5 separate regions of the Mus musculus genome follow, and all the other regions are linked to region 1. The links are chromatin loops, found by intact Hi-C in ENCODE. Cell type or tissue: left cerebral cortex. All regions are shown on one strand. Each heading gives the region's core, and the rest is flanking DNA. Links, peaks and the distances in the headings are about the cores only. Region 1 overlaps Afap1 (actin filament associated protein 1). Region 2 holds the start of Acox3 (acyl-Coenzyme A oxidase 3, pristanoyl). Region 3 holds the start of Afap1 (actin filament associated protein 1). Region 4 has its middle 11 kb from the start of Ablim2. Region 5 has its middle 6.0 kb from the start of Bloc1s4.

Evidence for each region. A loop is a pair of places that touch in the nucleus more often than their neighbours do. Peaks named below come from ENCODE experiments on the same cell type or tissue, not always from the same donor. Only the 100,000 strongest peaks of a DNase experiment are listed, where the experiment ranks them.
Region 2: a loop joins it to region 1, with 2.3 times the contacts of the local background. A loop is called at or near these places in 3 of 42 quality-filtered maps.
Region 3: it touches region 1 in a loop (6-fold over the local background); 35 of 42 quality-filtered maps call a loop at or near these places.
Region 4: it touches region 1 in a loop (2.9-fold over the local background); 4 of 42 quality-filtered maps call a loop at or near these places.
Region 5: it touches region 1 in a loop (4-fold over the local background); 6 of 42 quality-filtered maps call a loop at or near these places.

Annotation. Positions count from the first base shown.
Region 1 is chr5:35,968,743-35,974,960 of GRCm38, forward strand. It overlaps Afap1 (actin filament associated protein 1), which reads left to right. Exons shown (of 17, transcript NM_027373.2): 10 at 5,646-5,857. Among named protein-coding and RNA genes, the nearest start is that of Afap1, 79 kb to the left of the region's middle. In left cerebral cortex, for the core only: a CTCF peak has its summit at 3,308 (motif pointing left); DNase peaks (open chromatin) are centred at 2,104, 3,322, 3,640, 4,275 and 1 more place; H3K27ac peaks cover 2,002 bases.
Region 2 is chr5:35,580,582-35,586,799 of GRCm38, forward strand. Acox3 (acyl-Coenzyme A oxidase 3, pristanoyl) reads left to right here and starts at 2,453. Exons shown (of 19, transcript NM_030721.3): 1 at 2,453-2,553; 2 at 3,295-3,394. It overlaps 4931431C16Rik (RIKEN cDNA 4931431C16 gene), which reads right to left. Exons shown (of 4, transcript NR_045807.1): 4 at 646-2,993. In left cerebral cortex, for the core only: no CTCF peak of the experiment used is centred there; a DNase peak (open chromatin) is centred at 2,339; H3K4me3 peaks cover 1,760 bases; H3K27ac peaks cover 762 bases.
Region 3 is chr5:35,891,756-35,897,973 of GRCm38, forward strand. It overlaps Afap1 (actin filament associated protein 1), which reads left to right and starts at 1,564. Exons shown (of 17, transcript NM_027373.2): 1 at 1,564-1,785. In left cerebral cortex, for the core only: CTCF peaks have their summits at 1,588 and 2,376; DNase peaks (open chromatin) are centred at 1,581, 2,362 and 3,205; H3K4me3 peaks cover 2,293 bases; H3K27ac peaks cover 1,340 bases.
Region 4 is chr5:35,743,641-35,749,858 of GRCm38, forward strand. No RefSeq gene overlaps it. Among named protein-coding and RNA genes, the nearest start is that of Ablim2, 11 kb to the right of the region's middle. In left cerebral cortex, for the core only: a CTCF peak has its summit at 3,521 (motif pointing right); DNase peaks (open chromatin) are centred at 527 and 3,512.
Region 5 is chr5:36,739,540-36,745,757 of GRCm38, forward strand. No RefSeq gene overlaps it. Among named protein-coding and RNA genes, the nearest start is that of Bloc1s4, 6.0 kb to the right of the region's middle. In left cerebral cortex, for the core only: CTCF peaks have their summits at 496 (motif pointing left) and 3,128 (motif pointing left); DNase peaks (open chromatin) are centred at 498 and 3,120.

The DNA.
Region 1 (6,218 bases), core at 544-5,543:
AGACTATCCCTGGGTGTGCTCTGGGGCTGTCTGAAGTGTGGAGAGCAGTTTCAGCCTTTAGTAATAGAAGTATCTCCAAGGGCTTGTGATGCTGGTCCATGGTTTTTTCAAGGTAAATACCAATGTTCTCTGTCTCTTCCCCGAGTTCTCGCCAGTGTTTCCAGACTTGGACACAGGCACCAAACAGGCCAAAGCTCTAGAACTGAGTCTCCTTTGGGTCACACCTAGAACTTAAGTTGCAGACAGAGCTGTGTGGTCATCTCATGTTCACAGTGTTGTCTTCTGTCTGTCTGTCTCTGTCCCCCACCCCCAGTGTGTGTGTATGTATGTGTGTGTGATGCTATTTTGTCAGAGATTGGGTAAAGCATATGGTCTATAGCAGTCACCAAGCCAGTCTTGCCTGCCTGGTGTCTAGGCTAGGGGCTAAAGAGAGGAACCAACCAGGGACACGAACCAGAGGAATGCGTATGTAACAGCCAGCTGTGCCCACCATGTGGAGAGCAAAGCAGTGGAGGGTGCTATCATGGCACCTAAGTTAGGCTGTGGGCAGGCTGTTGGGTACAGCGTCCACAAGAATGGTAACAACACCACACTGTAACAGTCCTAGTAGCCACATTTAGGGGAACTGAGTAGCTCTTTCAAGGAGGAAAACTTCATAAATGCAAAGGAATGTTCGCCTTTCGATTTTGATTTGTTTATAGTACTAGAGATGCTCTAGGCTAGTGTCCTACCTCCAGGCCCTTTCCTTCCTTAAAAATATCAAGAATGGAGCCTGGTATGGGGGGTACATGCCTGTAATCCTAGTACCAAGAATGGAACCTGGTATGAGGGTACATGCCTGTAATCCTAGTACCAAGGGGGCAGAAGCATAGAGGGTTATTGCCAATAAGGCCAGCCTGGGCTATTCTGGGCTAGACTGGACTAGTCTGGGCTATCCTGGGCTATGTACTGAGTACTAACCAGCCACAGCAACATAGTAAGACCCTATACCAGAACAAAACAAGACCAGGAATACGCCCTTGTAGATTACTATTCAGAGCCTGCTTCCCATCAGTGTGAACACACGCTTCCTTCAGAGTCATTCTGTTTACAGTCCCCTCTTTCCTACTGATTCCCCTCCTTGGGTTCCGAGTCAGGAAAGAATAATAGCATCCATAGGTACCAGGAGCTACGTGCACCCCAGATCCCTGGACTATTTATCATCAAGTAGTTGCTGGGAACAGGACAGACTCAGGTCAGCTGGTAATGAAGGTCTCCATGTCATATTCCTTTCTATGAGGAGAGAACTTGGCTGGAGTGCAGACAGCTGGACAAAGCTGTGACCGAGTTGGGAGAGGCTGGGGACACTGCCACACTGCTCCTGGCCAACCTCTCCATCTTCCTGGAGCTCTTGGGGACATAGTCTTTCTTCCTGCCTTTGTCATCAGCCCTTGAGATGACAGCAGTCTGGAGTTAAGGAGAGTTTAGCTTCTGCTTTTTTTTTCAACTGATCTAGGTTAGAGATAATAAGAAATTATTGTTTTTGAGACACGGTCTCACCATATACACCAGGCAGGTCTTGAACTCACAGAGATCTGCCTGCTGCATCTGTCTCCTGAGCGCCGGGATTCAAGACTAGAGGTAGAAATGCTTTAAGGAGGAATGGTTGTGTATTAATTAACATGGCAAGGCAGGTCAGAGGTCACAGTCTGGGCCCTCCTCTTGCAGAGGAGAATGGCGTGCCTCAGAGAAGTCATGAGTCTCGGGCCTCAGCAGAATTGGTGGCCCCTGCCCTCACAAGCGGGTGACTCCACTCCTCAATACTCTCTGACTCCCTGTAAGTCATGGCACTTCCTTATCAGAAGAGCACAGCGTTGCAGGCCTGCCCACAGATGCCCACAGCATTACTGTCTCCATGCTAGTCAGTTTCTTGAGAGCTTGGGTGATCCTGAGAGCAGGGGCCTGAGACTTTGCTGGTCACAGCTCTGGCTTCTGCCGAGACAATGGCCTCTGTCCGCACAACTCTAAAATGGACACGCAGCTCTCTGCCAGACCAGAGGTAAGGGTACGTGTCTCTAGGGGAACAGGGAACAATGGCCATTTTCAGCCTTTCAGAGCAGCTGCAGGGCTCTCAGCAGAGGAAGGGAGCTGGACTGGGGCCCGGGGGGACTGACCCTGCCAAGCTGAGCCCCTGCAGCTGCTGGGAGACAGTGCTAAGCTGATGGGGCCAGAAGGGCAGAGCAGCTGAGCAGGCAGAAAAGGGTCCCGGGAATTACTGAGCTGAGCTTGGTGCACACCTGTGCACTGCAGTCTGGTTAAGCTAGACGGGGTGCTGTGGTTTCCTGGGGTGCTCTTGCAGGGCTTTCGTGGGTGGGGAGCAGAGCTGCAGAGGTAGCTGGGTGGCCCTAGGTGCCATCTTCATCCCTTGAGAGGCCTTTGAGGGATGCATTAGTGTTGGTCTGGGCAGCTTGTTTGCAGCCCTCCGGGTAATGTACCCAAGAGACACACCAAGACTCCAAACCCAAGATGATTTTTTTTTCCTGGCCTTCCATGGTCTGACAAAGTCCCAGGGTTCTTGTTATTCTATAAGCAAAGCCGTGAGACCTGGAAATGTACCCTCCCTCCAGCCCTCCTCCTGTCTGTCTACCCTCTCTCTGCCCCACACAGGTGCCTTATACTAGTCACATCATCCTAGGTACAAGCACAAAGGCCTCCTCTTGCTGTCCACCTGGGAGCTCAGACTGGTCCAAGCCTCATTGCATTGCTAGATTATGACACTGCTCTGCAGTGTCACCATCACTCAGCGCAGGGCCCAGAAGATGCTGGCAAGGCCACTCATTGCTTTGGGGATTCGGGCTGCTTGTCTGGGATGTGGGTTCCAACGGTTCCTTGGTTTCTGTGAACATGGGAGGTGAACTGGGCAGGGGCTAAGGGTCTGTGTTACCACCACTGTCTATTCTTTACCTGCTGTGCTTTAAAGTCAACGAAACACATCTGCACACTCAGCCCTGCCCAGGCTCGGGTGAAAAAGGTAGACTCTGAGGCCTGTAGAGTTAACTTTAGAATTCAAACGAGACCTTGTTTAATCTTGCCTTTCTTTCTGTAGAATTTGGAGTGGAAAGAATCTCAAAATATTAAACTGAAATTACCCAGTTTTAAAGATATATTAGCACATTACTATAATATAAGTGGGGTTATAAAAATAGAAAAAGAATAAAAACCAGTGGAAAAATCAAACAACAAATCCCTCATCTAATTGTTCCCCAGAAGCCTCCAAGCCCGTCCACATCCAGGTCTTAAGGTCCTGGCTGCACTCTGCCGCCCTCTGGTGGCAGATGTCTGCTTTAGCTGGAAGATCTGGCAGATCCCCGCCTGACCTTATTCACCTCTGTGTTCCCTCCCCAAGAAAATGAAAACTTGGGAATCACTTCTTGAGAAAGTGAGGTGCCATGGGGGCCTGTTGACAAACACAGCTGTGAACATGTCTGAGTTTCCTGCTTCTCTCTCTCTCTGAAACTTAAATCCCAAGAATGTATTAAAATATGGTAATGTCCCATGAAGTCATGCTTTAACTTAAGGGAGGACCTGTCTCATGCAATCATCCTTCTATGGCTGAAATGTTGGGAAAGCGGCAGCATCTGATGACTGTGGGCAGACTCCATCCGGAGTGAGGAGCGAGGAGTGGGCTGGTGCTGCTGTCAGTTCTGTCCAGGCTGGCGTCTGAGACTATCTGCTTGAGGCTCTCTACAGTGCGGTCACTGGAGGGTCTTGTGCCACTAGATCTCTAATCCTTGCTTAGGCCCAGTCACAGACAACTCAGCCGACTCACACACGATGCATCTTTTCCCTATCTGGCAGCTTCATGAAGCCCATATGCCCTAGAGTTCAGAGCTTTTTTTGTTTTTAAAGGCAAGGTCATCATGTGTCATACAGATTCATCTTGAACTCATGTCCTGCATCCAACTTCCCGAGTACTGAAAATATATGTTACCACACTGGTTAGTTTTTTGTTTGTTTGTTTGTTTCTGGTTTTGGTTGTTGTTGAGACAGGGTCTTATTATATAGCCCAGGTTGGCTTTGAACTCATGATCTCTCTGAGCCTCCCTGCTGCATGCTGGGCTCACAGGCATGTGCCTCCACTCCCCGTCCAGAGTGGCTCTGTAACAGTGGCTAAAGAGCCCATGCACATGTGATCCATGTCTCCAGAATAGATCAAGTTACTTCAGGCCTTCCTGCCATCCTGTTTGTGGGCGTGCGCTCAGAAAACACTTAGGCTCTGTTGATACAGGTGACGTCTACTCAGAGAGGTCTAGTGCCTGGCTCTCTGCGTGATTGATTGCTGTTGATAGCCTTCAAAACAGTTCTAGTAAGATGTTCGTCTGACTGCGTTTTAAAGCAGGGCTTTCCTTCTTCCTTTTAAAACAGTAATGAATCAGAACAGTCCCATCTATACATTAAAAGCCTTTAAAAAGAATAATATCATTTAGCTGCGGTTTCTCAAGCGAAACCTGCAGCTGTACTGGGAACAATCCCCCTTATCTGTCTTTGATTTTATGTAGGCATCAGGTCTGGCTATGGCCTCTGGTAGGGCACCCCACATCTGAAGATGCCTTCCTTCTCCTTCCTAGATGGCCCTTGAAGAAAAATGTCTAGAAGCTGCCTGAACACAAGAGTCCCCTTTTCTGGTGCTCACAGGCTTCTGTCTTGGTGTCTGTGACATCAGAGATTCTTCGCCTCACGAGGCAAGAGATGCATGTTAGAGTGTTAAGAGTGTGTGGACTCAGGAGGCCCCCAGCCAGAGAAGGACTCACATTTTGCATATGTGGGTACTCACTGGGAATATATCTTGAAGAAAAACTCATCAGAGGTGTGCAAACCTTCATCTGAGCACTGAGGGTCTGAGTACGTATGTGTGCAAGACCTGGAAGAAGCTGAGCGACACCTAGCCTTCTCCACTATCCTCCTTTTTACCCGCTGGCCACCCTTTCCCTGTCTAATCCTTTCTTAGTCTCGGAGAGATGGTGTGCGCACAGTGGGACAGTTGGAGGCCATAGTAGGACAACTGCCACAGATGCCACAGTCAGCTTTCATCTGGGTTAGTCTCTCCAGGAGATGAAACTCTGGCTTCCCCAAGCAGGGATGGGACATAGAGACCAGGAGGAGGCCTTGGGCTGTGGGTGGGGAGCTCATACCAGCCACGTTCCGTCATTTGCTGGAACATATCCAGCGCTGGGGAGTTTACCACTCCCCGGGCCTCCCACTTCCTGGAGAGTTTTCATCTTCTGATACTTTTATTTCTGTCTCCCGTGCTCTGCTTACAGCGTTTGCAGCTGGGTCGTCTTGCATGTGATTTCTCTTCCGTTATGTGCAGGCAGCTGTCAGCCCCTCCTCGCCACCCCATGTCCACTGTCACTGTCTCAAGGCGGTTTCCTGGTTCCCGTGTAGACACCAAGGAGATGAAACTGGTCCTGATACCGTGCAGTGGGTTCTGTCCGGGGAAGAGCCTCCAGGTCCCGTTGAAAGGCAGCTGTGTAATAATGACTCTTATCTCTTTATGAGCATTTAAAACCTGGATGTGAGCGTGTGTTTCGTGCACTCTGTAAAAGACCACAGACAAGGGACGTGGCTTCCTCGGGAGCCTGAGCTGTGGCATCCTCTCCTTGCAGGCTACCTGAATGTGCTCTCTAACAGCCGCTGGCGGGAGCGCTGGTGCAGAGTGAAGGACAGCAAACTCATTCTCCACAAGGACAGGGCTGACCTGAAGACCCACCTCGTCTCCATCCCCCTCCGTGGCTGCGAGGTGATCCCGGGCCTGGATTCTAAGCACCCGTTGACCTTCCGGCTGCTTCGAAACGGACAGGAGGTGGCTGTTCTAGAGGTATGGGCTTCCCTGGGGCTGCTATCCAGAGAGGTGTACACAGATTCTGTCAACAGCATGATTAGGTCTTCTGCAGAAGACCCTAGCTCCCTGTAGGGACTGATTTTGATCCAGCCCCTTCCCTCCCTTGGCTAATTCTGTTTTACGTTGTCTTCAGGGTTTCTCTTTTGGAGAGTCATGGATGATACAGGCTTCCAAGAGCATCATGCATGACAACTTTGCTTGCCACAGCTAAATGCCTAGCTCCAAATAACAGGCCACCTTTTCTCTTCTTTCTTTCTTTCTTTCTTTCTTTCTTTCTTTCTTTCTTTCTTCCTTCCTTCCTTCCTTCCTTCCTTCCTTCCTTCCTTCCTTCCTTCCT
Region 2 (6,218 bases), core at 342-5,341, 390 kb before region 1:
GAGTTGCAAAGAAGCTGGAGAACATAGGCAAATGTCACCAAGAGATCTGAAGTAAACCAGGCCAGAGCTGAGAAAGACTGATTGATTTGACAAGATCTTGTTATGTCAGCCTGCCTGCTTTGAAACTTGTGCTCCTCCTACCTAGTGCTGGCATTGCCAGAAACATCACCATCAAACTGAATTGGGGCAAGTCTTTAACCCAGTTACCGTAGAACTAAATAGAGAGTGGAGCAATGGGATCCAAACTTGCTGAGCCTGCCCTGAGAAGAAGAGATGGGCAGAGGCAGAGAACTGGAGAACTGTTAGAGAAGAAGCAGGGTAGGGAGAGAGAGAGAGAGAGCATGCACGCTGGAAGGGAGGGGTCTGGACCACGCTCTCTAAGTGTCCTCTACATGCTTAGCTACTGAGACACGACACTTATCCTCCATGGAACTGCCAGTCAATGGTTCTCTTCCCACCCATCCGGCTCCATGGCCACAGCCATTGTCTTGGGGCCCCAGCTCACCAGTACCTCTGACCCTTCCTCCTGCCCTCACAACTGCTTGACAATGTCTCCTCTAGTCCTTACTCCTGGAAGGAGATGGAATGAGAATCAAATGGAGTTAATTTATGTCAACAAACTCCCAACAAAACAGAGTCAGGAGACCTGGGCATGAATCTAGGTAATGTTTGCCTCTTAACAAAATCACAGCACGGCACAAATATCCTTCCCCAAGGACGCTGACCCAACAACTGCTACCAGCCTCAGAGGGACACCACCCATTTTGTCTGTCCTTGGGGGTAAGAACCCACTTTCCCAAAGAGCCCATAGAACAATCCTTATACCCCTGTTCTGCTCCTATGCCTATGAGCCATCACATAGCCCAGATAACAATGCCATTGTTGCTGAGGAAAACCTTAATTTTAGGGAGTCAATCTCCCCACAGTTCATCTAAACTGATAATTCCCAAGGAAGCAATGTTTTCCTCATGTTAACACAGGAATCTGACTTATTAGCTGTGCTTGGACAGAACTTGTGAGATACATATGAATTCTGTAGTGAGTGAATTCTGTAATGAGGAAACCTTGTTTCTCTCTGGCTTTGGAAAAACAATAGCATGCATGCTTGCAGGCCATTCTGAGCAGCCCTGTGAACTCAAGGACTCCTTGCAATGACAGAGTTCAGGTTGTAAATGCCGGTGGAGACTGACTGCCCATTCAGACTCTTCAGAAAGGCAGAAGACAATCTTACCAGCTGTTCAGGCACTATGAAGGTGACTGGGTAGGAGTGCTTCTCTGTTTCCGGAAACTTCTAGGCTAGACTAGAGCAAGGCATCCAGGGTTGGTGGCTGCTGTCTTCTGCCTTTGCTGCCAGGTTCCCCTGCTTGGTGGTGGGAGGCCCTGTGACAACTGCACCCCAGGTGAGAAGGATGCATTTGTTCTTGGTTTATCTGAGTTTATTTGGTGACTGTTTATGGTGGGAGCAATCATATTCCTTAGGCTGCCCTCCCTTCAGTCATTTCCCTTTGCTATTATTATTATTAATAATTATTAGTACTATTATTAGTAATAATAATAATAATTGTATAGTGTGTGCAGGCACTAATGTACCAGGGAATGTTCCTGGAGATTGAAGGACCTCTTTCTGGAGTCAGTCCTCTCCATTATGAGTTCATGACCCATGTGCAGGACTCCCTACTTTCCAATAGGAAAGCCCCACTGACACCTGTGACTGCAAGTGTGTTCTGAGTCAGAGCCATAAATGCAGTAATTGCTGCGGACAAAGTAGTTATGCAGTAAGGCAAGCAGCTCCCAGCCTTAGCTGGCAGCGGCAGAGTCCACTTGTGTCTGATCCCAATGCCTTAAGTCTGTCTCTGAAACGGAATTCAGCATCTTTCTCTGGCCCTAACTCCATTATCCATCATTTTAGTCCTTTTCAAAGGTATCAGCTGTACCCATGCAGGCACACATTTCCTCTCAGCTGTACCACAATGATGAAAGTCCTGGCTGGACAAGCAGATATTTGCTCAGAAACTCCTAGCCAGGGGTGCGCTGAGCAGTTCTGTAGTGACTTTGGGAATCTGCCAACTCGAGCACTATTTAGGAGTGCCTAGCAAGGAAGCCATCTGGAAAATTAGGAGCAATTCTGAGTAAAGTGCATCTTAATGGATCCGCGGTCCAACTCTCCTGGAAGTGCTCCCAGAGCCACGAGAGGCCTGGACCTAAACACGACAGCTCTGACCGAAGGCGGTTTCTGAATAAGCCCGAAGCATCTAACCCGGGAGAAGGCAACCGGAATGAAATCCTTTAAACTCTAAACCCGGAACCGCATTTGAGCTGAGCTCTCGGAAGCGTCCGCGTTTCCCTGGCGACGGGGCGGCTCAGAATGATGACGCAAGGCTTCAGCCGGCAGCAACCCCAGTCAAGGGAGGGATGATGTCCGGGATGGGGCGGGGTGGGGCGGGGCGGCACCACCAGCTTGCTCCGCCCTCAGAAGTCAGGATATTCCTGATAAATAGTGTCCTCCAGACGCCGGGTTGACTAGGACCACGAATCCCAAGCTGGATCCGGGAGGTGAGGACGTGCCGGGCCCGGGAGATTCCAGACAGGAAGGGTTTGCAGGAGCTCAGGCTGGGGTGACTGCTGGCGTTTGCACTCTGCCTGACATCATACTCGCTAGCGGGAGAACGAACTGACCGCAGCTTTTTACAATCTGCTCGGCGGCCGGGAGGTATCCCAAGACAGAACAAAGTTAGCTTGTAAGTTGAATTTGTAGTGTCTGAGGACTGCTCCCTACTGTGCCCGGGCAGGACACTATTTATACTTCTCAAGTGCATTGTGGACTTAGCGAATTCTTAAGGAAGTGCGCTACCGCTGATCTACACCTGAAACCTTAGTTCTCCGTTTGAGTCTCAGTTGATCCGGCTGCCCTCGAACGCTATCCTCCTGACTCAGTCTTGGCATCATGGGTCAGTCCATTATGCCAACATAACACTGACTCTTAAAAGCGGGACCTAGAAGAGGAACAGAAACAAGGTCAGGTCATCTGCTACTTTGTTGTAAGACTGAAGCAGGAAGGAAATCCTTACCGTAAGGTCAGGTGGTACCAATCTCCCAGGTGTCCTGAAAGTTTCAGTCTGATAACACAATGTGTGATGTTAATGACTCTATGTTGGTTGGGTCTGGTCTGTAGGGGACATCCATATAGGACTTCAGACCAAAACTAGGGCCTCATAATTTTTTATTTTGAATAGACTAAAGGACTGGAGGAAAGTTGTGTCAGAACAGTGATAATGAAACTGTCATTTACCTCAGGAACATCACAAGTGCCTGATTTGAGTCCCAGGAACGTGGCAGACACTGCCCCGTGTGCAGAGTTATCGTTGCTTCTGAGAAACGGGGACAAAGCAGGTCGGTAAGTTCACAGAATTGGTAAACTGTATTATTGAGGCAGCTTGGCTCTGTGGGCTTTGTTTGTTTGATCTGCACCAGTGTGGCTGTGTTGGTAGCCTCATGTGGCTTGGGATCTTTGGGATCTAGACCAAAGCACCTTGCTCCTTTGCCATCGATGTTTTTAATTAAGAAGAAATTCACTTTCTCATTACCTATGAATCTGTGCCAGGGCAGGTGATTTTTGAGTATGAGAACTTTGTCCTCTCCACAGTTGTCACAAAAATGGTTCCTTCTCATTGAACTATTGTGGCATGCTAATTAAGAAGTGAGTGACCACTTGGGAGGCAGAGGCAGGTGGATTTCTGAGTTTGAGGCCAGCCTGGTCTACAAAGTGAGTTCTAAGACAGCCAGGGCTATACAGAGAAACCCTGTCTCAGGAAAAAAAAAAAAAAAAAAAAAAGAAGAAGAAGAAGAAGTGAGAGTGAGTGACAACATGCTCAAAGGTTCCTTTTTTACTCAGAGTCTCATGTAGCTCAAACTGCCTGTAATGTCTGATCCTCCTGCCTCTGCCTCAGAAGTATTTTGATTATGGTGTACATAGTGCCTGGTATGGGAGATATACATATACATATGTGTATACATATCCATGCATGACGTATATTTATATCATACATTTATTTTATGTGTTCACCTACGTGCATGTATATGACTCTATGGGTACAATACCCACAGAGGCCAGGAAAGGGTGGCATCCTTTAGTTGTGAGCTGTTATGTGGGGGGCTCGGAACCAAACCTAGGTCTTCTCCTAGAGCAGCCAGTGATCTTAACCACTGAGCCATCTCTCCAGCCCCCATAAATATGTTTGTTTTTTTAAAAAATGTGGGTGCACTAGTTACTATTCTTGTTGCTGTTACAAAACACTTGACAGAAGTTACTTAAGAAAGCTTTGTTTTAGCTCGCTGTGTGCACATGTGTGTGTATTTATGTGTGTATGTATGTGTGTGCATGTGCCTGTGTGTGTACCTCTCTGGGTATGTACAGCCAGAGGACATCTATCTGAATCAGCCCTCTCCTACCATACATGTAGATCAAATTCCATACATTAGCCTTGATGGCTAGCATTTATACCTACTGGTCTGTGTTGCACCCACACCCCCTTATACTTTTTAAAATTCTGTTTTATTCATTTATCCCCTGGGCAGAGGCTCACTCGTGTCATAGCATACGTGGTGGCTGGGGAGGTCATAGAACAAACTGGGAGAGTCGGTTCTCTCCTGCCATCATGTGGGGCCCCTGGAATTGAACTCAGGTCTCCGGGCTTGGCAGCAAGTGCCTTTATGGCTGAGCCATCTAGCCAGCCTCCCACCCTCTTTTTAAAACTTTACTTTGGAACTCCAGCCTATGGGATGATGTTCTCATGGTTAGCTTGGGTCTTCCCTCAGTTAAAGCTTTCTGGAAATTACCTCAGCTACACACAGAGATAAGTTTTCCTTTTCTCAAGACTCCATATGCAGTCAAGTTGTAAGGTTTGACCATCCCAGAAAGTGAAGGCAGAGGAGGCTGCTTGTGTTGCCCACCTTGCCTGAGGCTGTTCATGTTCTGTACACACTGAGGTGCTCACAGCCCCCACTGCTCATAGCTGACAATGGATTTATTACTTGTTGGCCTTATTTACCAGCCATTAGGTACTGGCTGGTTTTGCCAGAAGGCTGATTAAGTCAGGTAACTCATTTTTACCTTGAAGGTATTCCAAGTACTGGTGATTAAATTAACCTCGCTTCTCACAGGTGCCAAAACCTTGGCTCTCTGTCTGAGTAGTGGTTTTCAACCTTCCTAATGCTGCGCCCCTTTAATACAGTTCCTCATGTTGTGGTGACCCCCAACCACAATATTTTTTTCATAACTGTAAGTTTGCTACTGTTATGAATCATAATGTAAATATCCGTGCTTTCTGGTTATCTTAGGAGACCTCTATAAAAGGGTTGTATGATTCCCAGAGGGCTTGAGACCCACAGGTTGAGAACCATTGGTCTAGAGGATGGTCTTGAATATCTTTCTTAAACTGGGGAAGGATCGTGTGATGGTTTGTATGTGCTTGGCCCAGGGAGTGCACTATTGGAGGTATGGCCTTGTTGGAGTAGGTGTGTCACTGTGGGTGCAGGCCTAAGACCCTCGTCCTAGCTGCCTGGAAGACAGTCTTCTACTAGCAGCCTTCAGATGAAGATGTAGAAAACTCTCAGCTCTGCCTGCATCATGCCTGCCTAGATGCTGCCATGCTCCCACCTTGATGATAATAGACTGAACCTCTGAACCTAAGCCAGCCCCAGTTGAATGTTATTCTTTATAAGACTTGCCTTGGTCATGGTGTCTGCTTACAGCAGTAAAAACTCTAACTAAGACAGATTATTAGGAGCCATCCTTACTCACAGTGTAGTAGAATTGTCTGCATGAGAAGCAATGTGTTAGAAGCAAGAATTTGTAGCAAGCAGCAGTGCCTGACTCTGTTTCCCTAAGGGAAACAGACAGCTGTGACACTGGTCCCTGTTGCTGGTCTTGCTTCTTAGAGCCACTCCCAAGTCACGTGGCATCTCAAACCCAGTGTGAGGCATTTGTGTCTCTGCCCTCAGTGGTGGGTGCTAGCTTCATTGTTTGCTTAAATGTTTAATTTTGCATGTGTGGTGGCATGTATGTCCATGTGCTGCGTGTGTGCAGGAGCCCAAGGAGGTCCGAAGTTTTAAACCCCCTGGAACTGGAGACAATTGTAAGCCAATATGTGGGTGCTGAAAACCAAATCTGTATCCTCCGCTAGAGGATAAGCACTTTTAAACACCGGGCTGTGTCTCCA
Region 3 (6,218 bases), core at 391-5,390, 77 kb before region 1:
GACACTCAGGATGACAGCATGAGAGGGTAACACAGGTTGGAGTGACTGGCCTTTAGACATTTCTGTTCTTAGAATGTTCCGGGCCATAATAGCCATCTCTCCCATCCTCACGCCACCTGCCTTCCCCTCCCATCTTCCTTGGCTCCCTTTATTTGTCTCCTTCTCTGGCCTTCCCCAAGCACAGCTGCTCTCATTTTTGAGCAAAGCAGCCCACCATCCTGCCTCTGTGTCCCAGCACAGCTCGTACAGCAGGACGGTGTCCCAGAATGTCTCGCTTTTCTGTTGTCCTGATAATACCTGGACAAAAGCAAGTTAGGAAAGAACGGTTTCTGTTGGCCCACGGCTCTCCAGCTGTGGTCCAGTCCTTGACTGTAAGGAAGTCACAGTGTCAGGAGCTGAAGGCTGCTGGTCCTACCACACTCACCTTCAAGAAGCTGAGGCCAATTAATACCTGAACTCAACTAGATGGCTCCTTTTAAAACAGACCAGGACTTGAGCCCAGTGACAAGTGCTACCCACCTTCAGTGTTAGTCTTCCCACCTCAACCAAATCTAGGTAACTACTTTGTACATGCATGCTCAGCGATGAGGTAATCCTTCACAACAAGTTAACAATTAACACTAACCACACCAATCAAACCCATTCCCAAGAATAGCTCTTCTCGAATAAGGGGCTGTACCAAGAGGCCCCAGTGCCTGGGCAAGCAGATCATCTGTTGGCTTGGGGAGTCAGACAGGAGGATTGAGGCTCTGCATGGACTCCAGGACTCACTGAGGAGCGGCAGGCTGGCCTGTCTCTGGAAGTAAGCTATTTGTAATTTGGGGGGAGTCCAACTGAGGTCTGGTGATCACTGCTGACTGGATTGGATCCTGCAGTGATCATGTATGTGGATAGGGCTTCTGATGAGGGTATCCATCCCAAGAGAAGCATGCTGTCTCCAGCCATGATCACAAAGGCTCTCGTCAGAGGCAGAAGGGAAGTCTTGGAGAAGAGGGACAGGTTGTGAAATAGAGGGAAATCCACGAATGTTGTAGAGATACATTCCAGAACAGTCCTCTAAGGCTTGGGCGAATTTTAAAGATAATTGAGATATGGATAAATGGAAATGGTAGTAGGTAGATAGGAGTCATGCCTGGTGGGGGAATGGAAAAACAAAAAACAAAAACAAGGCTCTGAGCAGGAAAGGGATGAGATTAATAATTGGATCCTGAAGTAGGACAGCGAAATGGATCTGCTTGGCACAGCACCTAAAGGGAGTTTTCTCTTTCTTTCCACCCTTAATGATACCAACACCCTTCGACCAGAAGACGGACAAGGCTATGAGGATCGCAATTCGGATGGCAAGAACCATCAGTTTTCCTTTAGAACCAATTCTAGCTTTGGGGTGAGCACCGAGTACCACTGAGCTTAGTCCACGTGGGCGCTGAGCCCGAAGCGAAATCAGATCAGCGCAGAGTCCCGGGTGCCGGCTCGGACCCACGGCCCCGCCCAGCCTCTCTTTGTTCCTCCTGGCCCCGCCCCCTCCGCCCAACTCCCTAACCATTGGCTAGAGGGCGGGTTCTTGCTGTTCAGGGGGCGGGGCTATGGAGGCAGGCGGGGCCTGTCGCGCCTGCGCAGAATCCTCCGGCCACAGCTCGCACCGGCGGTGTCTGGGCTCCAGGTCCCGACTGAGAGATCGCTGAGCTGCGCAGGGCCCCGCCCCGGGCTCCATTGTTGAGGCAGCGGGCGCTCCGCGGGCTGCGCTCCTCTCGGCCGTCCAGTGCTCACGAGCCACTGAATCCTGAGGTGAGGCGGCGGCGACTTTGAACCCGTAGCGGGGCCAGGTGTCCCACGATGTCCTCGGGCAAGGTCCCCAAGCTGGATGCCCTGGGCCGGGCAGGGTCCCCAGACAAGGCTGGGCAGGATCTCCAGGGCCGGGTAGGGTCATCGAGGCCCTTCAGGGTGTTAGACAGGACTGACCAGGGACTCCTGACAGGGCAGCGTCTCCGGACAGGGCATGGTCCCTATACAGGGGTGGACGGGGTCTCCAGGGCTAAGTTGGATCCCTGGAGGTCAGAGTCCCCAGGGCCAGGTAGGGTCCCCGAGGCCCTTCAGGGTCCCCAGACAGGGCTGGGCAGGGTCAGCGGGCTGGGATGGTTTTCCAAGAACTGTTCGAAGATCCGGTCATCCGAGACCTAAAGGACAGACCGCATATTTGGACTTGCAGGACGATCGCTAAGGCTGAACTGGGGTTCCCGGCTTGGCAGTCGGCTGAAATGGGTCGGAGAGTGTGCTGCCCGGTTGGTGGCAGCTGCCTTCTCCTCTAGAGGGACAGGAACACCGAGAGGGCTGGCCTGGATGGACCCGAGCACTCAGGAGTCTGTGCGCCCTGGCATTGTCTCGCCGCCGGGTGGCACAGAGGGCTCTGCACCTCCAGGTCCTGGCCACCCCACGAGTGGGCTCTTTTCCGGCCCTCCTTCTTGGGTGTAGCTAGTTGATTGTCACCAAGAGGGACCGGGGGTTGGGGGACCCTTGTGTGAGGGAGCCTTCCTGTTTCCCTATGTGGTGTGGATGGCTCCGGAGGTAACTACGTGGACTTAAGTGTGTGGGGAGGCTTGGCGGGTGGAAAGGCTGTTTCTGTCCCTGTATTGGTACGATTTCGTGTGTCAGTGAAGGTGACAGCGTGGACACGCGCGCATGGGATCCTGGTCCTGTGTCCCATGGCTTGTCGACCCAGGCTTTGCCCATTCAGTCCTGGCCCCCGCTTTGGGTGTGCATTGGGCACTGGAGTTTCGGTGAGGTGAGCGAAGCCCTGTGCGTGCTGGGCGCAGTTAGCCTAAGGTGGTGTGGACCGGACTTTGGTATTGTCTTTATTCAGTGAGTTGAAGCGGGGAGCGGGCGGGGTGGGGGGCGCTACACGGGCTCTGGAGTAGCCCGTCTGAGAACGTGCCCCTCACCCTGCGGGTCTCTGGGGAGCGTGGGGCTGTCACTGTGCTGGAAGCTGCAAGTCCAGCCATGGAGTTTCTTACTCCTGACTTAGGCCTGGCGACCCAGAGGCCGGTGCTGATTGGAGGGAGCAGAGCCTCTCTGCCCTCAGCTTCTTGATTTCTTCCGTTGGGAAGAAAAAAAAAATCTGGAAAGCCAGAGAGTTGACTTTGTAACTCCCAGTCAGCGCCTGGCAAGTGGAAGAAACTCTCCCAAGAACTTGGCGTGCTGCAGAATGAGTTTGAATCAAGAAAATCTACACCCAGGGAACCAAGCCAAAGCAGTTACAGTTGGAGATCAGATTTATGAAGGCAGCCCTGGGGTGAGGTCCAGGGAGGGGACCTGATGCTGCCCCTCAGGCTGGGCCCTCCTCAGCTACTAACTAATGTGGAGACCATTCATTAGATACTGCTTCTTTGAGCATTTCAAAATCACTTGTCATGTATCCAGGATGGTGTGTGTGTGTGTGTGTGTGTGTGTGTGTGTGTGTGAGAGAGAGAGAGAGAGAGAGAGAGAGAGAGAGAGAGAGAGAGAGAGAAAGAGAGAGAGAAAGAAATCAAGCCAGTGTCTTTCTGTGGGGAGAAGGCAGGCAGCATTTGGAACTAGGAGTTTCAATAAGCAACCCACAGTTTGTCCTAAAAGAGAGCCCAACTCTAATAGCAGGATAGGATATGAAACAGCTAGGAGCCATCCTTGTCCTGCTATAAGATGCACACTTAGTCTCTGCCATCTCCTACTTCTGTGCTTGCACCAGCTCAGCTCTGGGTGCTGAGCTCTGGCAAGCTTCTGCCTCATCAAATGTTCTCTCTGAGCCTTCCTTATGTTAGTTCTGTCCTTTAGACATTGTGAGTTTGGGCCAAAAGTACCTATCATAGCTTGTTAAAACAAACAAACAAACAAACAAACAAACAAAAAAACCAACACTCTGAAAGCCACAGACCCAGTTTGTACCCCAGAGCAGGGAGGAGGTGGGGCCCAAATGAGAGAGCCTTTGTCTACACCATGAATCCAGGTACAAAGCCTCAACCCACCAAAGATAGTAAAGATTTTTTTTAACCTGTCTGACTGAGTGTGTTTTATGATGTAGAGTACTCGAACAGAGTTCATTGAGTCTAATTTTGGCCCTGAAGTTGATTTACTGTCCTTCCTGGGTAGTTTCTCCTCTAGGTTTTAGCAGTCTCACCTTTGAAAGTCTTCAAGTAGACAATTTTAAGGAACATTCTTGGCCCTAAACCCTTCATTCTTTTAACCAAATATAGCAGAAGGAAGTTGGCCTATGGCAAAGATATAAAGGAGATATTTGAAAAATGTAGTCTAAAGAGCAAGCTACTTCCTTGCTTCTCAGTTTCTTTTTACAAAGGTTTATCCAAGGACTGAGAGATGGCTCGTGGTCAAGGTTGCTGGCTGCTTGTGCAGAGGACCTGGGGCGGTCCTATACCCACATGGTCTAGCTCCAGGGCACCCAATGCCATCTCTGGCCTCTGCGGACACTGTGTGCATGTGATATGACAGACATATGGAGGCAAAACGCCCATAGTCATTAAGTAAAATAAAATTGAAATTTATAAAGGTTGGGTAGATCATCAGTGTTTGGGACAAGTGTGTGCAATGGAAACTTGCACTTTTTGGTGTTGTCTTGCATGCTTTTTGAAAAATTAAAATTAAATTTGATTTTGGCCTTTTTGAAGATTTACACCCCCACCAGAGAGATGTGCGTGTGCATGTGTATGTGCACATACACATGGAATGCCTTGGGAGGTCAGAAGAGGGCATCAGATATGCTGGGTCTGGAGTTGCAGGCAGATGGGAGCCTCCTGATGTGAGTGCTGAAAACCAGATTCCCTGAGCACAGCAGCAAGCATCCTTGACCATGAACTGTCTCTCAGCCCTTACACTCTCTTACCCACAAAGCACCGCTCCAGCCCCTTTGAACCCTTTATAATTGTATTCTGTTTGCATCTCCACTATATCACATTCCTCCCTTAATGAAGCCGTTGGGTGCAGATCTGTTTTCAAGAGCATCTGTTGGTGTGTTGTCGGATGGAGTCTGCCAACTGCGCATTTCCAGGTCCCAATCTATAGCCAGGATTTTACTTGAGAGACTCTGAAACAAGTGGAATCTTAAGAGTACCCCAAGTAGATGCCCTGGGCTCTGCCTAAATGTTGAAAGGCTCATCTGATCTTAGTGCTAAAAACATCATGTGTTAAAGGGTTGGCAGAGGAGTTCAGCTCTAAGGAGCAGAAGCCAACCCTTCCGTGCTCATCTGTGTGTCTGTGGTGAGGTGGGAATTCGGTGTGCAGAGTTTCTTCTGGCCGGGTGTCTGTGTGTAGAAAGGACACAGTTCTCCCTGCTATCTAGATAACGACAGGGATTGAAAGTTGATGATGGCAGCTCTGCCTAGGGTTGACGTTCTTTACTGCGACACATCCCCTTTCAATTTGAGTTTCTTTCCTCGGTTTCAATTTGTTCAATTTGAGTTTCTTTCCTCGGTTTCATTTGTAGCTGCCTTGATTTCTGTCCAGATGAAGTGACAGGGGTTTCTGCACAGGGATAGGGGTTGATCTCCACTATTGTCCTCTTGCCCGTATTCACACATCACTGAACACATCAGGTTGGTTAGGTGCCATCTGTCTGCTCCCAACCATGTCTGGAGATTTCTGTGGCTGCCATGAGGGCTTTAAACCATGATGTCACTTCCTTTATTCTACAGCTTGATACCTCTGTAAGTCACCATGTAGCCCTCACATAACAGTGGAGGATTGCTCTTTTCAGACTGTATGTCTACGGCTATTGTGTCACTACCACTCAGGGCTTCCCAGGCCACCCTTTCCACTCTCAGGTTCCTATGTCTGTTATTGCACTGGGACCCAGAACCGTTCCGTGTGTCGACAGGATGTAGATGTGAATGAGGTTAAGGATCGCGTCCGACAGTTCTCTAGGAGGGGTCTTGAGTTAGAGTTTGGCTTTTTAATCAGGTTCTCTCAGCCTCAGTTCCTTGATCTGCACAAGTGCGTTAGTTCTTAGTAATGCCTTTAAAATGTTATTATTATTTGGAAGATTCAATGCAATTACAAAGAGAAGAGTTTTTTTTTTTTAAGTTGTAAAATCCTATGCTGCCAAAGTTATAAAAAGATGCAACATTAATAGTCGATTTTTCTCTGCTTTTCTATACACACTCAAGAGTCCTGGATGCGGTGCCAGGAAACTTAGCATTGTTTTATATCCTGAACGATCAGTATCATTTGGTGGGCGT
Region 4 (6,218 bases), core at 467-5,466, 230 kb before region 1:
TTTTTTTGTCAAAGCCTTGCAGTTCCCCAACTCTGGCCTGTTACCTACCTCACCGGCAGCTGCCCTGAAAGGCCAGATCCTTCCAAGGAGTGGGGAGATAGGCTGTGGGGGGATCAGGAGACTTTCTTGGGTCATACAACCACTCCTGAATGTCACTTGTGTGACCCAGGAAGTCAAGCCACAGGCTAGGTGGGGCAAGAAACAGGAGACGGGCAGGACACATTGCAATTTGCAGTGTGGAACGGTGACTTCCTTCCCTTAGACTTGATCCTCCAGAGTCCTTGTGTAAGCTAGCTCGTGTCTCTGCCCCTAGCCTTGGCCTCTGAGGGGCTGTGTAGGCACCTCTGTCCTAGACAGGAGTGGCCTGAATCACTCCCGGGTCTGAAGCAGAGCACTGCAGCTAAGCAGCCATAGAGAGCAGTTTCTTGGAAGGAAGCAGGTTCCCTGTAAAATGGTTAGGCAGAACCCCCACTTTGGCAAAAGGTATTGTGTTAGGAACTACCCACATTCCAGAACCAGGTTCACCCCCAATCTGCCTTCAGCGACTCAGTGCCAGCAGCCACATCATCACCAGCCAAATTCTACACATTTCCATGAGCTGTGTACCCTTCAGAAAGCCCTGCTACCACCTCCCACCTGTCTTTTTCTCTCATGTCCCTACACAGAGCCAGCCCCCTCTCCCACATAAATCCGTTGCATGATGTGATCTTTAAGGCATTCCTTGGCCCTGATCTGCCAAGACACTCTAACACTTTGTTGTCCAAAACATGCTAGAATCCAGAATGGTCGAGCAAACAAAATCCCATTCTTACTGTGTACCTGCAGAGCATGGTAGATGGACCGGGCTATTGGGTCCCAGTGTGTCACTCATGGTCATGTGACCCTGTAAGTTCCCTCCCTTGGCCAATTATTTATTCACCTGTGCAAAGGGGACAGGAAACAGGGTCAGTGATGGGTTGCAAGGAGTTTATGAGACTCCACAATCCAGTGTACAGAGAGCCCTTCTCTGTTTTGCTGTTTTGCGTTGTTGAGACAGGCTACACATCCCTGGCGAGCCTCTAGAGCAGTGTATGCCTCAGCCTCCGGAGTACATAGAGTAAGAGTGTTCAGGCCTGGTTTTGTTTTGTTTTCTCAAAAGAGTTTTTAAATTGCCCCCTTTTAGAGACAAAGTATCATTATGGTGCCCAGTCTAGCCTTGAACTCACAGACTCAAGGAAACCTCCTGCCTCTGCCTCCTGAACACTTAGACTACAGATACCTGGCAAGGCACCGAGCTTTTCCTGCACTCTACACAGTCATTCAACTATCCCTGCAAAATAAAATCCACCTGCTTCCTCTTCAACAGACACTCATGACTGAAATCTCCTCGGCTGAGTCCTGATGTCCCGTGGTTAGAGCCCAGGAAGGGAAACCACTTGACTTCTTCTTACCTGGCCCCAGCCTTTTCCCTTGAAGATCTGTTGATTTTCAAGGTCAGTGCCCTGTTCGTCCCTGGTCTTTCTGTCTCTGTGTCTCTATCCCCTCTGTTCTCTAGTGAAAGCATTACCATACATCATCTGAGCCAGGGTCCAGCTGTAGGGACAACAGCACAGATTCTCTGAGCAGATCACTTTAAGTGGCAGTGACAAGGACCCTGAGCACGGCCTTCTGGCTCAGTACACGTGCTACACATAAGAAAACAGGCTGTGGCCATCTGAGCAAGCCCCTTCATGTCACCTGCTGGGCCACACAGCTAATCGTCTGAGTGTCGGATAGTTTGCTACGGGCGGCACTTCTGACTATGGGCCATGTTAGTAGTGGCTTTGGTGACTTTCTGGAGACCTGAAGTGTTAGTTAGAAGTCAGTTTGCTGACGACTGAAGCTGGTTATCCCTAAGCTTTTTAAGACCTGAAAAAGGGTGAGCCACGAAGGCCTTGTGGTCCCTGACACTTGCCCCTGAGCACCTAAAACCCCAGTGCCTAGAATAGGGCAAAGAGCATCTTGGTCCTGAGAGCAGCCTGATGAGTCCATGCTGATGACCATGACCTTGGCTGGCAGGCTGACGCCTCCTAGAGCCTGTATCATATCTCACTTTTCTGTTGCATCCATCCAGGCCCAAAGGCCCCAACACTGCTGTCGCCATCCCACCAGAAGTGTCTGGCTCAGGGTCTTGGGTCCAATGTGGTCCTTCTATTGGCCATAGCTTCCCAGAGATGGGGAAGGTGGAAGGTCACATGGATACCCTGGTCTGGACCAAAAGATCATACCTTCTTTGCTGCAAACTGGGAGCTTGTTCTGAGGGCCCTTCCTCCCACGGCTGTGTGGACAATATTGTGGAGTATATTAGCAGTGGAGGGAAGTTTGTGGAGGCTCTGTGGGAAGTTTTAAAAGCCCTGTGGGGTGGGAGTCTGGGTACTGTATTATTGAGGACATGCCCTCCTTTCCTTTCTTGGTACTGGGGTGCAGGGAGCACCTGCTGCACTTTGCCCTCGCCCCCAACCCTTCCTGGAGCAGGGCCTTTCCTCTTTTCTCCTAGCCCTAGAGAGAGGGGTCAGGTCATCCAGGAGTCCAGGACTTCCCTGAGTTTGTCTGGCAAAGGAAAGAACAGACAAGAGGTGGGGGACCCTGGAATGTTTGGCACTTAGGCAGAAGCAATCCAAATCTCGAGCCATTGGAGGGAGGCCATGCTGCGGATGCTTAAGCACACTGGCATTCATTCATTTCAGTGGTGCAACCCTCCGGATTTGGGGGTGGGGCTTAGGAATGGTGTTAGCAGTGCACAAAGCTCAAGTGCATGTGACTCGAACATAAAGGTTTCCATTGGCTCTGGCCCTAGTAGTCCAGATGTGGTCTCAGGACTGGCTTGATCAAGGAGCTCTGGGTGCTTCATCACTCTTCCAAGATGCCCTGAGTGTGACTTTCTTCTCAGGCTGACTTCCCATGAAGGGACAACTATGGCAATGGTTGTCCCAGGTACGTACCTCCTACTCCCAAATATCCTGACCAGGAGGGGCACCGTTGGAAACATCTTGAAGGCAAGAGACGCTTTTCCTCAGTTAGCTGGCCTCCCAGCTGCCTGGCTTGGGTCTTATGGCCTCCTGGATAGAATCCTGTGTGTCCTAGGGTGCTGGGTACTGGTTGATGTGGTTGAGAGCTCTCTTCTTGGACTGAGCCCATCCTGTAACCGTCCAGAACTATCTGAGCTAGACATGGGGCTGGCACACTGCTGAGTCCTGGACTGTGTTTCAGGTGGGGCACCACCAGAAACAGGGGAAGTGAGAGTCAGGAAACTAGGTAACCAGTCAGGAGACAAGAAGACACTAAGGAAGTACCCACCCCATCCTGAGCCTACGCACACAATGTTCACAGGTTAGGAACACCCAGGCACCAAAACCTCAGAATTGGGAAGTAACCCAGCAGGAAACTGTCCCCTCCATTCTGTTCCTCTGTAGCTGGAGAGCAGGGGCCTGGGTTCTGTTTGGCAGAGGAAGAAATACTGGCTGACTGGACCTAGACAGCAGGTTGCAGTGGCGCACTCTCCCACCAGGGGGCAGTACAGTAAATAAACATGCTGGTTTTGCTGAACAGAAACTTCAATTACTACTATCCCTGGAAATGGTAGACACCACGTATTTATCCCTGTAAAGTTATGTGTAAATTCGGCTTTAAGGTACATATATTTAAAGTTATTAAAATGCTGTTTTCTGTATTGTATGCATGCTGTTAAAAACTGTGCGTAGAGGGGCTGGAGAGACAGAGTAGCAGATAAGAGCACATACTGATCTGGAAAAGAATGAGTTTGATTCCCAGAACCTATGCTGGTCAGCTCACAGCCACCTGTAACTCCAGCTCCGGAGGGGATCCGATGCCTCTGGCCTTCTTGGGCATATGCAGTCACATGCACCATATCGACACACACACATGTATGTATAATGCTTTGGGGCTCTATAGTAAACTCAAACATCTGTGTCCAGCAACATAAAGGGAAGGAAGAATGGCTAGAAAGAGCCCCCATGAGACATACATGCACTGATTGTGGCTGTGGGTGAAGCCAGGCTGGCTTTCCCATCTGGACCCACTGAAGCAGTTTCCACAAGTCTTGGGTGGGAAGTGTGAGCCCTAGAGCAATGGTCTTAATACCATGGACACAAATACTGTTGTGGCTGAGAGAGAACCCCTCTACCTGAGATACATGCAGAGATGGGGATGGGGCTGCACCTGGCTGTGCTTGGCTGTGCCTCCACCCATGGCACTACATGGGCTCGGAGCTTGATCACAGTCACTGAGCAAGGCTAGGAGCAGCATCGACTCCATCTTTCCGCACTAATTCTTAACCCGAATGTCCTTAGTGCTGCCCTTCAGATCTTTCTACAGAAAGCTTTTCCTGAGAGGACTCACCAAGTGCTCTTTGGGGATCTGAGCCTTTTGTTCCTGGAGTTAAAAGGCAAATGAGCCAGTCTCCTGCCTTGGTTCTCTGGCTCCATCCCTAACTTAGCGTCAGCTTTGTCAGAGAATGGCAGCATGGCATGCTTCCCACCTGTGAAAGCTCCAGGAGGTGTGGGAAGCCAGGAGATCACCCAACTCCACCACTCGGGCTTCCAGGTGGAGGCGACAGCTGGGCTGACCCCTGAGCACCAAGCAGGAGCCACCTGCATGGAAGGAAGAGGCAGGTGGGGGCCTTCGGCAGGGTGGCTGATATGTATTGTTAACAGATGCCTTTGGCTTTCTGGTGGAGGGATGGGAGACCAGGAACAAAGAGACCAAGAGGAGGTGACTGTGGCCACCCAGAAGAGATAGGACTTGGACCAGGCCTAAGCAGGAGCAGGCCCAGAGACAGGAGCTGGAAGTGGGACCTAGAATTGTGCCAAAATAAATTCTCAGATGTCAGGGGCACAAAAGTGGTAGCCGGTGCTAGGATGAGGTGTGAGGAGCTGAGAACAGGCTATGCTCAGCCCAGGTCTAAGCGTAGGCACCGGGAAGCTGAAGAGGTCTTAATCTGGGCTCTCTGGAGAAACCAACTGATATATACAGATGGAAGGGTGGGTGGGTGGTGGAAAGGGGGCACGGTGGGTGAGTGGATGAGTAGATGGGTGTGTGGGAGGGTAATCAGATGATAGGTGAGTGGGTAGAGAGGTGGTGGATGGGAAGCTGGGGGGTAGGAGTGTGGGTAAACATCGGGATGGATGGATGATGAGTGAACAGTTAGGTAGCTGGGTGGATGAATAGCTGGATGCATGGGTGGTAGAAGGATGGGTGGGTTCAGTGTTTGCCCAAATGAGGAGGGCAGAATGAAGAGAGGGGTCAGGGCTGGAGAACCCAATGACAGGGATAAGAGAGGGTCAGAACAGAGGGAGAACCAGGAGCCTACTGGGGCCTGCTGAGACAGCAAGTCAGATAAATGAAGAAACGTATCCACTACACAGAGGCACACAGGGTTCCCAGGGTATGACAGAGCAATTGGGCTGGGAGGAGCAGATGAGTGGTACCCAGGTGAATGAAGGCTGTACAGGGCCACAGTAGGTGTGATGGCATTTTAGAGCAGGACTGTAGCCACTCTTTGCTGTTTTGTGAGCTCTTCACTCATTATCTCCCCTAACATTAGATAGGAGAGAAAGAAAGATAAGGGGTGGGGGAGAGAGATTTCTGAATCTAATTTCTTTCTGTTTCCTCTTTACTTGTAGCTGGTCTTTACTACTTTGTGGTTCTCACCTTTATCTCCTCCCCCAACCCAAGTTTCATCCCCATCACTAGATAGGAGAGAAAGAAGGATAGAGGGGAGAGAGATAGATAGAAATTTCTGAGTCTAATTTATTCCTCCTCCTCCTCCTTCTTTTTCTTCCTCCTCTTCTTCTTCTAGCATGACTACTAATAAAAACCCACAACCAACCATCCTGAACGACTAACAACCACCCACAGGGCTCTAACATTTATATAGTCTCTGAAACATTCCCAGAATTCCAACCGTCACACAATCACAGAAACTGCAGCTGGCCAAACCACGCCTCTGTGAGAGCATGAGGCAAATCACAGTCAGCTGCTGTGGACAGTCTGGAGTAGCCCCATGTCTATCCCACACCTAGCATTAAAATGGAAACATATTCTTATACTATTTCTGTGGGGTTTTTTTTTTTTTTTTTGTTTGTTTGTTTGTTTGTTTTTGTAGAAGAAATCTAAATTCCAGAATTGTCACTACAGTGGAGACTCTGGGAGGCAGACAGCCCAGCAGAACAGGCTGTGGC
Region 5 (6,218 bases), core at 344-5,343, 770 kb after region 1:
GAGGAGTAGCCAAAGAGCTGTTTATGAAGATCCTGGGGCTCGGAGGGGATGGATGGCTAGCCTCCCTCTGTGTTGGGCTTCTGCTGGAGGTCTCCTGTGCTGGAGAAGCTGAGCCTTGGTCAGTCCTCACTGCAACGACCAGGCGGTCTATCAGGGGCCTCAGCTTCTCCTCCAGCCTCTCCCCACAGCCCTTCCTGGGAGCTGGTTAAGTAGCTTCCTCAGAGAATTCAGCCCTCTAGCTAAGCATCTACTTGGAATGAGAGGGACTAGTAGTAGCTGCTGGTCAGGAACACTGACCCAGCGTCGGCCATACAGGAAGATGAGAGCCGGAGAAAGGACTTCTCAGCCCAGCACAGGATTGCTCAGCATGCCCTCAGGAGGCTGTGAACTCCTGGATTCTCCTTCTTTCTTTCCAGAGGAGGAAACTGAGGTCCAGGGAGCTGGATAATTGGCTTAAGACCTCTTTGCTGGGCAATGCTACACCATACTGCCCCTTGGTGGCCATAGGTAGCATGTTTAGTGCACAAGGCCAGCCCTTCTAAGGCATTAGTGGAGCTAGGCCCTCCTGGGCTAGTGGATAATCCATAGCCTTGTCAGAGTCCTGGGTGGTGTTTGCTGTCGGTGCTCATGAAAAGTGGGGTCTGCACCAGGTAAGCTCTGTGATTCCTCACCTAGTTCTCTCCATCAAAATCCCCACACAACGGACTGTACAGACAGGAGAGGCTGAGCTGAACACGGGCGCTTTTTATCCACTCCTACCTGACCACGGCTCCTTCCTTTCCTCTTTCCTGTTGTAGTAAACTTCCAACCCCAATAAGTCTATGCAAAAACACACAACTGAGTTATTATGTTTATAAGTTGTATGTCTAGATTGGGCAGATCTATCACTATACTAAGCTATTCCCCAGCTATGAGAGCCCTTGTTACTTGTTCCTTCTCCAGGGCATGTAGTTCTGCTCCATCTTTCTTCCATCTCTTTTTCCTCTGTCCTTCTCCTCTGTTGTCCCCTACCCTTCCCCCACTCTCTAAAACCTCCAGCCCCACCTTTCCCTTCCATTGCCCAATCACAGGTTCTGGCCTTTATTTGACCAGTTAGAATGGGGAGAAAGAAGGTTCACACAGAATCACCTGGGTACCTGATCCACTCCTCCTCCAGGCAGCCCCTCTGGAGGAGGCAGATTTAGCATGAGATACAAACAGCTCCATGGCAACCCACAATAATTTTCCTTCCCAGAAAACCCAGCAGCCTCCTCTTGGACCCATGGCACCCTCTGTGTTCACTCTCAGGAATGTATCTCTACACAAGGAGACACATACATGTCTCTTACGTGAAAAAGGAAAAAAGGAAGATATTCTGACCTCTCTCTCTCTTCCTCTCTCTCCCACCCCTTGACCTTCTCTTTCAATCTCTAGTATTTTAGTTAGTATCTCTCTATGTAGATCAGGCTGAGCACTGGATTACAGCCACGTGCCATCACTCTGGCCCAGACCCTGACATTTCTCTTTACATGGAGGTCTCCTATGCATTCCACTGTCACCTCTCCGGATTTACCCAGCACCAGTCAGACTAAATGACTGAGATGTTGAGTCCACACGTAGAGACTGTTTCAGCCCCAGCGCACTGTCTGTCTTCACAGGAAAACCTAATGGCATGCCCGGTTCCCCAGCACTCATCAAGGAGATATAGGGTTGGGTCATTCTTGGCTGGAGAAAAAGGGTTTGAGGCCAACCTGGGCTACATCAAACCCTGTCTCAAAAAGAAGGAGGAAGAGAAGAAGGAAAGGAGGAGGAGGAGAAGGAGGGGAGGAGGGGGAGGGGGAGGAGGAGGAGGGGGAGGGGGAGGGGGAGGGGGGAGGAGGGGGAGGGGGGAGGAGGGGGGAGGAGGGGGAGGAGGAGGAGGGGGGGGAGGAGGAGGAGGAGGAGGAGGAGGGGGAGGAGGAGGAGGAGAAGGAGGAGGAGAGGGGAGGAGGAAGAAGAGGAAGAGATCTAATGGAGAGGCAGGATGATACTTTTGTGGCCACCTCATGGCCTTTCAATGTGTTTCTTCTTAGGCCCTGAGCCCAGTCATGTTCTGCATGTCTTTGGTCCTTGCTTGGGGCCCAGTATAGGTGACACTACTTGCCAATGGCCCTGACCATCCTGAACCACCCTAAAGCAACACTGGGTACTTTGCTCCTGACGAATAAAGAGTCCCCTTCCCTAGGCTTTTATAGAGCCAGGCTCTTGAGCTCACCCACCTCTGCTGCCCTGGTGGACTGGACTTGGACAAAGTCACTTCCGGCCTACCTTTGGTTTCTTGGGGCCTTCTCAGCCCCTGCAACCTCAAGAGCCAGTTCCCCCAATAACCCCTTCCCATAGAGCTATGTGCACATCCTCTTGGTTCCTCAGCCTCTCAGGAGAACCCTGACTGATACAGTGTGGCAGAGATGGAGCCAGGGAAGGGGGTGGCAGGATGGATAAGAGGGATACTGGCTCCTTCAAGGAACTCACACATCAGGCTGGACGAGACATGGCTACAACCCAAAGACACAAAGGAGGAAGTTGGAAGGAGATGTCTCCAAAGTCGAGGCCAGTATACACACTGGGGACCAAGAGTCTTGGAGGCACCAGGCACCCTCTCCACCTCCCTGTCAGCTGCCCTCTTGTCCCCATTGTCCCCTTCCATTCATTCCAGGTACATTGATAGTGCCTGCTGTCATCATTGGCTTAGCCCTGGGTGCCACTGGTTCAGAATAAACAAAAGGGACAAAGTTCAAGTCCTTCCCTTAACCAGGAGACAAGGAATAAGTAAATAAATGACCCTGCTTCTTTTGGAGGAAGGTCAGAGCTTTGAGGACAGTGAAGGGTGGGGAGCGTGCCGGTCGTGGTGCTTGCCGTGCGATTTCAAATGTTTTTCATGCAGCTTCCGCCTCACTCCGCTCACCACTCCACGCAAGAGGAACAGACATTGTGCCTTGGCTTCCACTTATTCTGTGTTTGTGCTCTGTGTGTCTGTCATGGAGGTCCGGAGTGTTGTGGCTGAGTCCTTCTACAAATCTTAGATGACCGAGTTTGAATTCCTTTCGGCCATGGCTAGATTCGCAGTTTTCATGCTTTCCCTACCCCTATAGCGCCCCCTGGTGAGAAGACGCTGTCCTGCAAGCCAAATGGTCCAGAGATGCCTTATTTCCATAGCCATCTTTTCATCTTGTCCCCACTCCCTAACCCCAAGCTGGGCTTCACTACACGGGAAGGATCCCCTCTCCCTTTGGTCGGTGAAGGGCCTAAAATAAATGGTCTCACATTTATTGATGGGACTGATGGTTTAAGCCACTTTGGAAAAAGTTCTCTACAGCCTCTTAGCACATTTAAGGTCTCAGAAAAGGTGAATTCCACATGTAGCCTGGCCTTATGTCTGGTGTTCCTACAAAGCCCATATGGTTTCCCTAGGAGTACATGTACTGTGTTTAACCAGTGTGGTCTTGGATCCATGATTTGGACTAAGTTGGTATTCAACCTCAGCTGTTAGTCTGCCCTGTTCTTGAGCTAGAAAGCACATATTTTTCTCTGTGTGTTCTTGGCCTGTGTGTTTTCCTAAGCCAGGAAATATATAGCTTGCTCACTGGGTATAGCACTTGGTATAGCTTGCTCACTGGGCCAGTCTGACTGCTAGTCACTTGACAGACATCTGAATGTCCCTAGCACATTGTTACTGCTGAGAATCCAGGCAAAGCAAGCAGGACCCAGGGAGCGTCTTTGGTCATGCGTACAGGCGATGAGGCAGCTAGTTGGATAATACCACAGCCGCTATTACACAGGACTGCTGGTTTGCTTCCAGGTCAGGATCCAAAAAGAAGTAGGAAGGTTGTTGCAAATTTGTGGGGATGGGGGTGAGCCCTATGGGAACTGTCTGCGCACAAAGCAGATTTCTGGTTTTATTCCATTTATGTCCAAATCAACTACTGAGAGCATTGGGTAAAGGCTGGTGCATGGGACTCAAGGGTGTTTTTTTTTGGGGGGGTGGTACATGTGCATGTGTGCATATATGTGTGTGGGTCCATGTACAAGCCCAGGCATGGAGAGAACAAAAGACAGCCTTTGGTGCCATTCCTCAAGAGACCTTGTTTTTGTTTCTTTTGAAATAGAGTCTCTCATAGTCCACCCAATAGGCTGGGTGCCCTGGGTGGCCGGCAAGCCCCAGGAATCCTCCTGCCTGTGCCTTTGATACTGGGATGACAAGTGCACACCATGATGCCTGGGGTTTCTTCTGTGGGATCAAGCTCAGGTCAAACACTGCACATACACACAGTATGTACATATAAACACAGCCATCTTCGCAGCCAGACTCAGATTTCTAAAGCCCCTTGACTGTGTGCACAAATGGACAGCAAGGAAGAAGCAGGGGACTGCCTGGGACTGCCTGGGACCGCCTGGGGCTGCCGAGCTGCTGGATCAACACACTGCTGGCAAGGGACGATGCTAATGCAGATGGGATCGGGGGTTGTGCACCGGGATACACTCCAGTGACAACTTGGATGCCACCCCTTTCTTTGTGAACATCAGGCCACTCTAAACCACAGAACTCTAAAAGGTATTCCTGTGAGCAAGTTCAGAAAGTTAGACATTCATCAGGTAAGACCCCAAAGTAGGACTCCATTTTTTTTTCTTTTGTGACTCACTCTTATATGACCTACACTCACACCCTGCCAGGCATCCTGAGCCCCTCTTTCATCTTGTTCACTTCGAACAGAAAAAAAAAAAAAAAAAAAAAAAAAAAGGACATCCTTAGATCCTTAGGAACTGGCTTTGCACCTTCCCATGGGGTCCCTTCTGAAAGTTATGTAGCCAAGCTAGCTACAAACTTCAAATTCCGGGCCATTACTAGTCTTTTTCTACTGTTTGGTTTTAAGCCCCACCCTCATGCATGTATGTTCAAGTGCATGTGTGTACACAGGCTCACACATGTGGGAGTTTGCCTGGGTGGAAGGCAGAGTGTGTTCGTACCCCTCCGAGGTTTCTTACTGGGTCCTTGAGCTGTTTCAGCAGGAATGTAGCTAGAGACCCCCCCAACCCTCCACCCCCACCCCCCGGGATCCACTTGTCTCTGCCCCTCAGTGCTGGGTTACAGATGCATACCTCTATGCCTAGATTTTATGCCTAGCTGGAGAGGTAAACTGAGTCATCAGCTTGCATAGCAAGCATGCCACCACTGTCATTCCCCAGCCCTTTTGTGTCTTGTATGTCTCAAGAACAACTGTTTTAATGGCTTACAGCCACGCATGGTGGTTTACCCATGATCTCCAGCTGTTTCTGCACTACCAGAGCAGGTGAAGTCATGGGAACACATGCCTACCATTTGAAAACCTTGGCCTTTTCAGGAGTACTGACTGCTCCCTATCAGGTGCACACAAGACACTAGGAACAGTTTGAGATTGACTCCTGAAAGTTCTGGCATGGGAAACAGTCACAGACTGCTTGCTGGCACCTCAGTGGCCAGCATTTCATACATATAAGTCCAGTCAGGGTTGCCAGAGGCTGATATCAGCTGAGAAACATCCTATACCCTGCTAATCTTAGCAGGCATGCTTTTGCACGCAAAATAGACTGATCCAAGGGTGACTGGTGGGGTGCCCATCCCTTGTTTTGCCAGTCACATCCATTTATATGAAGTGGGCTGCTCCAGACCCAAGCAGCAGAGATGGCCTGTATTTAGTCATTTTATGTGCATGAGTGTTTTATTTCTTTTCATCATCCTGGTGCCCTCGGAACTGGAATTACAAGTGATTGTGAGCCTCGACAGGGTTGCTGGGAATTGAACTGGTGTCCTCTAGAAAGAGCAGCCAGTGTTCTTAATCACAGAGCCATCTCTCCAGCCCCAGGCCTGTATTTAATGAATGGGCCAGGTAGCCTTTTTCTAGGTGGTATTAACTTGGCAAGAGGCAGAAGACACAGTTTTCAAAGATCCAGAGTTGGAAGGGGGAGCCAAGAGGCCTGAAGGTGGCCTTGCTAAGCAGTTACAGGAGCACCTACATTCCTTGTTTTTACAGACAGGACCATACTCCCAGTCTACCCAGTTTGCAGCTCAGATTGGCTCCAAACTGGAGATGCTGCTGCCTATTCCTCCTGAACGCTGGGGTGACAGGGAGGGAAGACTCACATATGACTACAACTTTCATCTTTGAGGTCAACAAAGAACTTTCATCTAATGTCCGGTACTGTGGGAGCCAGCAACTGTCCAC